Regions from separate parts of the Homo sapiens genome. Here region 2 is linked to region 1. Evidence: chromatin contacts called from ENCODE Hi-C or POLR2A ChIA-PET data. All regions are on one chromosome and are shown on one strand. The core of a region is the stretch at or near the end of the contact, and the rest is flanking DNA. Distances in the headings are between cores, read along the strand shown.

Region 1 (4,048 bases), core at 446-2,945:
CCAGCTAATTTTTGTATTTTTAGTAGAGGTGGGGTTTCACCATGTTGGTCAGCCTAGTCTCCAACTCCTGACCTTGTGATCCACCTGCCTCAGCCTCCCAAAGTGTTGGGATTACAGGCGTGAGCCACTGCCCCCAGCCAAACGAAAAGTTTAAGGATGGCAAAAAGTAAACCACAAACTAGTTACAATCCAGCATGTAAATGTGGCATATTTTAGTGTGGTTGTCTCTGGACATGGGATTAAAGCAATTTCATTTAATTCCTTTGTTCATCTGTGTTTTTTCTTCTAAACTGGTAATAAGGGGTCCTTTAATGAGGGTGGGTTTTCGGGGCTGGATGGGAAGTGTGTGTACATGTGTGTGCACATGTGTGTGTGTAGGTGGAGGGAGCAGGCTGTCTTTGGCCAGGGCACAAGGAGAAGCTCTGAGTGGGGAGGTCACCTCCTCTTCCTGTCTGAACCCATTAATACCTGAAATTAGTCTGTCAGCCCCTCATGTCAGGCAACAGACTTGATCCTCCTTAAAATGTAAATCCTTCCTCTTCTTCTCCCCCACCTTCTCCACTTTCATAAGCTGGTCCCAGTTGCTGAGAGAAGGACGGATGGAAAGGGGACCAGGAGGGACCCTAGGGAGCCCCAAATGTTTCATCTCACAGAAACTAGGCGCTGGAGTCCTTTCATTCATTTATTCATTCAGCAAATGCCGACAGAGGCCTGAGCTGCACACTGGGTGAATTGCACGCCCAGTCCTTGCCCTCCTGCTGTTTCCGTCTGGACAGAGGGAGGTTCCATATCGACCCCTATCTCCTGGAAGGGGCAGATTATGAGTCTGCCCTCCAGGAAGAGTCTTTGATGTTAAGATGAGATACTGAGGCAGGGAGAAGCCAAGCACCAGGACCTTCTCCAGTTCAACTCAACCCCGAAAACACCACTGGGCCGTGCTGGGACCGGGTCCGGGCTCCTTAGGGCCCCCACACCCTACCCCTCGGTTTGTGAAAGGACCTGCGGGTGGGCGCAGGGCGGAGGTCTTCCTTTTCCAGGCTTTCCTTTTCCAGGGCAGGGGCGAGCCCAGTCCCCCTCTCCTCACACCTGGGGAGGGAGCAGATCGCGGAAGTGCGTCAGCCAAGCCGTGCCCATCGACGCAGGGATGGGGACATCCCTGGACCCCAGCCCAGCGTTCGAGGGGTTCTGGAACTGGGCTCGCGCCGTGGGGTAAATCCTTGGCCCTCTGAAGCGGCGCTGCCAGGGGAAGTCCTTCCCATTTGACAGGTGGGAAAATCGAGGCGCCGAGAGGGGAAGGGGCCCTCCTTATGTTATGATCAGAACGGACAGAGGGGACGGGAAGGAGGTGAGAGGGTGGCCCTGCCCGTCCCGGGGCAATTCCGGGCTGCTTTGACCTCCGCGCCTGTAAGGTACAGGTCCCCGCACCTGTAAGACAGGGACGCTCTAGTCGCGGGCCCTAGAACTGATCCCCTTCGAGCGCCCAGTTCCGATGAATGTTTCGGGGCAGTCTTTGTGGAGGGGGGTTCCCTGTGGGGCCTCCCGGCTCCGCGGGGCCTGCTGCCTCCTCTCGCCCCTCGCGGCAGCCGCGCTCCTCCCCCGGCTCTGCCTCCCTTCCGCCCTCCCTCCTCTCTCCCTCCCCCGCCCGCCCGAGCCCGCGCCGAGCCCGAGCGGGAGCCGGAGCCGGAGCCGGAGCCAGAGCGCGGGCTGTACTGAGAGCGCGGCGGGAAGGTAGCGCAGTCGGGCGGCCCGCGGCCCCGGCGCGGCCTCCGCTAGGGCCAAGACCCGCACACCTGCCGGGCCGGGGAGAAGCCGGGGGCCGCGCGCAGGCGAGGACCCGCCGCCCGGCCCGGGGAAGATCTCAGGACGCGGACCGGGCAGCTCGGGTCCGAGGTGAGCCCGGGCGGAGGACGCGCCCACCGGAGGTGCGGCCTCGGAGCTCCAGACCCAGCCCACTCGGGGCTGGGGTCCCCAGAGGAGGCCGACGGCCGAGGCGGCGTGCGCCGGGAGCCAGCGCGATCCCTGCGGGAGCGGAGGAGCCGAGCCGGAGGGAGCCGCGGCGCCCGGCCATGCACCGGGCGCAGTAGCGGGAGGCGCGGGCCCGATGGCGCGGGCCGGGGCGCGGGGACTGCTCGGCGGCCGCCGTCCTCCCGGCCTCCGGCTCGCGCTCGCGCTTCGGCTCGCGTTGCTGCTGGCGCGGCCGCCGTCGGGCCGCGCGGGAGCCCCCGAGGCGCAGGGTCCCGCGGCGCCCGGCACGACAGCCCCGGAGGGGGGCGACCGCTGCCGCGGCTACTACGACGTGATGGGCCAGTGGGACCCGCCCTTCAACTGCAGCTCCGGAGCCTACAGCTTCTGCTGCGGCACGTGCGGCTACCGCTTCTGCTGCCACGACGGGCCGCGGCGCCTCGACCAGAGCCGCTGTTCCAACTACGACACGCCGGCCTGGGTCCAGACAGGCCGGCCGCCCGCCCGCGCCCGCGACACCGCAGCGCCCCGGGACCCCGGCCGCGAGCGCAGCCATACGGCCGTCTACGCTGTGTGCGGCGTCGCAGCGCTGCTGGTGCTGGCCGGCATCGGGGCGCGCCTGGGACTGGAGAGGGCGCACAGCCCGCGCGCGCGGCGCACAGTGACCAGGTGAGCACGCGCCGCCCAGGGACCCCCGCCTGCTCCTCGGACTGCTCTCCCTGCCCGCTGATCCTTCCCGCCGCTCTCGAAGCGCTGGTTCTCCCAGCAGGCCCCTTCTCTGGGTTTTCCTGTCTCCTTCTCCCCCCGCCGCCCCCCCAACACTTCATCAGGGAGACACCTGACACCGCCCTGACTCCCTTTGACCTTCTGCCCGTGCTGGGCGCCGCACCGCCTTTCCCTGCTCGAGTCTCCTCTGGAGGGCAGGGGGGTGGGGGCGGGCTGGGAGGGGGACAGGTAGCCTTGCACAGAGGGCACCGGGTCACTGTCCAGGGTAAGGGGCGCCGCTGGCCAGGGAGGTGACCGGGCGTCTTGGGCACGGGAAAGGAAGGGGCGCTTGGTTCTCTGGGTGCCCATCTCCTGCTTCTCCCCACTCCTCCCTCCCCTCTTCCACCTCCTGCCTCTCCCCTGCCCCCACAGCTGTGACTCAAGGCTGCCCTTCCCTCCTTGGGTTTCAAAGGCCTCCCCCCACTCACCCCATGCCACAGCTCCCAGGTGAAGGTCAGGGCTCCCTCTGCGTAGAAAGGGGACTCTGGAACACAGTCGTGTGTTGCTGAGGCCAGGACAGGTGCTTGTTGCATTCTGAGCTTGGTGTGAAGTGGGCACTACAGGGTCCAGGTCCCCTTCCTCGGTTGGAACGAGGACTCTAGGACTCTATGTGTCCTGACCCTGGAACTCCCACCCACATGCCACACGTGGCACTCACATGCCCCCAGCAACCCCCATGCCCTGGGGCCTGTGCCCTCCTCATCCACCCGGTCCCAGCACCCTTTGGGCCTGTGGGCTGCTGACACCGAATGTGACAGGCTGGTATTTAAAAGTGACCATAGAGAAGCCTTCATACCCTGGCAGGCCAGATGTGGACACTTCCCCCTCCTGGGCCTCAGAGGCAGGGGGTGAGGGCTTCCTTGGCACTTCAGCACCCCTCGCTCCCGAAACCACGTAGCCCACTTTCTCCCAGGGAGCTCTAAGGGAAGCCCGGGCTGGCACCCTGGCCTCCACCCTCAGCTTCTGCACTGCCTTCAGGAGGTGGAGCCTCCTGGCCTGGCTTCTGGATGCTGCAGGGGTAGGGGCTGGGCTGCCCAAATTTGGGGGTCCCCCATGATGGGTGAGGGTAGCTTGGAAGAGGCCTGGATATGTCTTTGACAGGGGCGGGGAAAAAGGAACTTAGGGCTGCGATGGTGAGGGGTGGCTGCAGCAGCCCAGCTGACATGTTCATCCTGAACTCCCTGCACCTGCTGGGGATGGGGCAGCAGGTTTGGTGATGCCGCAGGAAAGCCATGCCCACCCTTGCTGTGCTGTGTGGTGTAGGCCAGTCCCTTCTCCTTTCTGGGCTTCAGGCTCCCATGGCCCCAACTCCCTTTTCTCT
Region 2 (3,875 bases), core at 1,337-3,836, 180 kb before region 1:
TTCCAGTGAGCCGAGATCGCGCCACTGCACTCCACCCTGGGTGACAGAGCGAGACTCCATCTCAAAAACAAAAACAAAAACAAAAGCTGCTGTAAACATCCATGTGCAGGTTTCTGTGTGGACATAAGTTTTCAGCTCATTTGGGTAAACACTAAGGAATGCAATGGCTGGATCTTCTGATGGGAGTATGTTTAGTTTTGTCAGAAAGCCAAACTGTCTTCCAAAGCTGCTGTACCATTTTGCGTTCCTACCAGTAAGGAGAGTTCCTGTTGCTTCACATCCTCACCAGCATTTGGTGTTGTCTCCCTTGCCCATTTCTAAACTTGGCTATTTGTCTTTTCATTACTGAGTTGTAAGAATTTTATGTATCCTAGATACAAGTCCCTTATGGAACATGTGATTTGCAAAAATTTTCTCCCAGTTTGTGGGTTGTTTAGAGGTCTTTTTTTTCTTTTCCTTTTGAGACAGGGTCTCACTCTGTCGCCCAGACTGGAGTCCAGCGGCGCAATCTTGGCTCACCGCAACCTCCACCTCGCGGGCTCAAGCGATCCTCCTGCCTCAGCCTCCCGAGTAGCTGAGATTACAGGTGCCCACCACCATGCCGGCTAATTTTTGTATTTTTAGTAGAGACGGGGGTTTCACCATGTTGGCCAGGCTGGTCTCGAACTCCTGACATCAGGTGATACACCTGCCTTGGCCTCCCAAAGTGTTGGGATTACAGGAGTGAGCCACTGCGCCCCATTTTTTTTTTGAATGTTGAACACAATGAATTTATCATGATAGTGGGTACTTCTGAAGGAGGCAGGGGTATACACAAGGTTAGAATCATACAGGTAGATATCATGGTATAGGTGCTGCGAGAGTCAGAAAACTGACTCTGGCACCAGCTGCCTGGGCTTCAACCCCAATGCTGTAAAGTAACTTAGTCTCTTTGTGCCTCAGTTTTCTCATCTATAAAATGAGTATATCAGCCGGGGGCAGTGGCTCACACCTGTAATCCCAGCACTTTGGGAGGCTGAGGTGGGTGGATCACCTGAAGTCAGGAGTTTGAGACCAGCCTGGCCAACATAGCAAAACCCCGTCTCTACTAAAATACAAGCATTAGCCATGCATGGTGGTGCGCACCTGTAATCCCAGCGATTCGGAAAGCTGAGGCAGGAGAATGGCTTGAACATGAGAGGCGGAGGTTGCAGTGAGCCGAGATTGCACCATTGCAGTCCAGCCTAGGTGAGTCTCACTCTGTCTCAAAAAAAAAAAAAAAAAAGGGTATATCAACACAATCTCACTGGTGTGTTGTGAAGCCTAGCCAAGTTAATGTACCTAGAGAACTAGAGAACAGTGGCTACTAAGGACATCTAAGGACACTTTATACAAACCTTAACTGTGTTACAACTTCTTAAGTCAGTACTGAGGTTCAAAAGCTTCCATTTTATTATTATGCTTTATAATTTATATATGTTACGTGCTTTCTTTTGTATAGCTCACTTGAATATATATATACATTTTAGAAGATAATAAGGAAGAAAAAAAGTATATCTGGTTTTTTAACCCTTCGAAATGGGAAAGTTTGGAGTAGATGCTCAGCCCCGGCCCCTGGCCCTTCCCCAATACTCACAGGCTCCTGTCAACTACACCTTCAGAAAAAGACGGAGCCTCTTAGGCAGCAGTCAGGCAGGTGGGGGCGATCTGTCAGGTGACCTAGACTCTGGGCCATCTCAGTTTCCTCACCTGTAAAATGGGGATGCTGAGGTACCTACCTGACCTATGAGAGCGGAGAACACTGAGATATCTTGCCCATGGCCTGCCCTGTGGTTAGCTGTCGTTTTTTCCTTGACACTTGTAGGCTCCTCTTCATGTTTACATAACCTCAGTGGGAAAACGCCAGCGAAGAGAGACACTCAGAATGGACGATCTAAAGTTCCTTCCAGCTTCCAAATTCTGGGCTGGTTTTCAGAGATCCAGGGCTCGGGATGCGAATGTCCCTGTCTACGATGGGGCTGCCGTTACAGCCTTCCTCCCGGGGCTCTGGAGACGCGCCAGCTCTTTGACACCTCTCCTGCGCTAAGGAAGAGTTGGTTTACAGAAAAGTAAGTATATCCTGGCCCTGCAGAAAGCCGCCAGGCGGCAGGACAAGCCCCACCGCAGCCCAGGCGCCATTATCTGCCTCAGCAGTTACCTCGGGGTCCCGCCACGAGGAGGTTCTTCAAGGCCTGCGCGCCCACGGACACTACCAAGGAGCGCGGCGGGCAGCCGGATAGCAGGACGCTGAGGGAAACCCCGCAGTCGCTCGGCGTCCCCGGCGCCAGCTCACGACCCAGCGACCTCCTGCGGCCCGAGCGTCCCCTGGCGGCAACGCCGGCTCGTTAGAGCGAGCGACAGATGGTGTAGTCCAAAGGCCAAGCGGCGTTTCTGTAGATGAGCATGCGCAGCACCCACCGTTCGCTCAGCCAGAGAGAGGCTTCCCAGCCAATCCGAGAGCCTCAGAGTCATCCTCCCGCCCACCCAGCATACAGGCGGGGCGTTCCTCCTTAGCCAATGGGAAAAGACATTCGCCCGCGGTCCGCACGCGCTGCTTGCAAAGGGGTGGGGTTGTGGAGTGGATGCTTTGGCAAGATGGCGGGGAGCGGCGTCCGCCAAGCTACTTCTACCGCCAGCACCTTCGTGAAGCCCATTTTCAGTCGGGACATGAACGAGGCCAAGCGGAGGGTGCGCGAGCTCTACCGCGCCTGGTATCGGGAGGTGCCGAACACTGGTGAGAGGTAGCGGCTTACGTGGGGACCCGGAGGCCGCCGCTCAAGGTCGTAGCCGGCCCGGCCGGGGTTTCTCATGGGCCCAGCTGAGGTCACCAACTTGGGCAGAGGCGACTGCGGGTGCTTCAGGGGAAGAGGGTCACCCGAGCCTACCATGGGCCGGACCTGGCGGCGGCGCGGTGGTCAGACCGGCCGTGCCTAGCATTCGTACGTGCTATCGGAGCTTTGGTCTCTTTTGTCCTTCGCAATTGGCGGGAGGACGATGACTGTCAGTGACACACTCACTTTGTGGGTGAGGCAGCGGAGGCACCGAGAGGTGAAGTGATGTGCCCAGGGCCCAGGCCGAGCCACTGTTGTACCCAGAACCCAAAGTCTAGAGTTGCAGAGTGTAATTATAGATGCCCGTTGGATTTTTTTGTTTGTGACAGAGTCTCGCTGTGTCGCTCAGGCTGGAGTGCAGTGGTGCGATCTCGGCTCACTGCAAGCTCCGCCTCCCGGATTCACGTCATTCTCCTGCCTCAGCCTCAGCCTCCCGAATAGCTGGGATTACAGGCGCCCGCCACCACGCCGGCCATTTTTTTTTGTATTTTTAGTAGAGACGGGATTTCACCGTGTTAGCCAGAATGGTCTCGATCTCCTGACCTCGTGATCCGCCCGTCTCGGCCTCCCAAAGTGCGAGAAAGAGGTGTTTTTGAGTGAGCTGGAGCACGGTGCCACTCCTCAGGGCTGTCGAGTCCCTGCTTGTGTGTGTGAAAAGGCGGTAGAATGTGGTGGTTAGGAGCACGGACTTTTCTTCAGGCGCTGCCCTCAACTAGCTGTGTGACCTTGGGCCAGTTATTTCATCTATTCCTCAGTTTCTTCATCTTTAAAATGGGAATAATAATTCCTTCTTCAGAAGGTTACTGTATTAAGTTAAAATATCTAGAGTGCTTAGAACAGGACTTGATGCATATTTAACTCATTAAATATTAGCTGCTGCCGTTGTTTTTGTTGTTATTTTTGTTATTTATAGGGCTTTCCTTAGCAGCAGCTTCCAAGCAGAACCCGGTTCTTTGACATATGAGAACTGTGTCTGCTCCACAGAGTCCCTGTCTTCAAGCTGACTTTTGGAAAAATTGCTACTGA

What was found. Hi-C counts contacts between places; a loop is a spot of excess contacts on that map. ChIA-PET counts read pairs that join two places held with the same protein, here RNA polymerase II (POLR2A). Pooled maps may share reads with other maps.
Region 2: a loop to region 1 is called in a pooled map, with 2.7 times the contacts of the local background. The contact joins the promoter of NDUFA6 here to the promoter of SHISA8 in region 1. A Hi-C loop is called at or near these places in 3 of 50 pooled maps. POLR2A ChIA-PET finds 5 or more read pairs at or near these places in 8 of 52 experiments (GM12878, HCT116, HEK293T and 4 more).

What each region holds. Positions count from the first base shown.
Region 1 is chr22:41,912,721-41,916,768 of GRCh38, reverse strand. It overlaps SHISA8 (shisa family member 8), which reads left to right and starts at 1,695. Exons shown (of 4, transcript NM_001207020.3): 1 at 1,695-2,631. The coding sequence starts at 2,102. LOC124905125 (a long non-coding RNA gene) reads left to right here. Exons shown (of 2, transcript XR_007068113.1): 2 at 1-258. RefSeq lists silencers at 1,577-1,736, 1,757-1,836, 1,907-1,976, 2,017-2,096, 2,237-2,316 and 1 more and an enhancer at 1,469-2,394.
Region 2 is chr22:42,089,483-42,093,357 of GRCh38, reverse strand. NDUFA6 (NADH:ubiquinone oxidoreductase subunit A6) reads left to right here and starts at 2,586. Exons shown (of 3, transcript NM_002490.6): 1 at 2,586-2,752. The coding sequence starts at 2,614. It overlaps NDUFA6-DT (NDUFA6 divergent transcript), which reads right to left and starts at 2,425. Exons shown (of 5, transcript NR_034118.2): 1 at 2,177-2,425; 2 at 1,758-2,061; 3 at 1,126-1,239.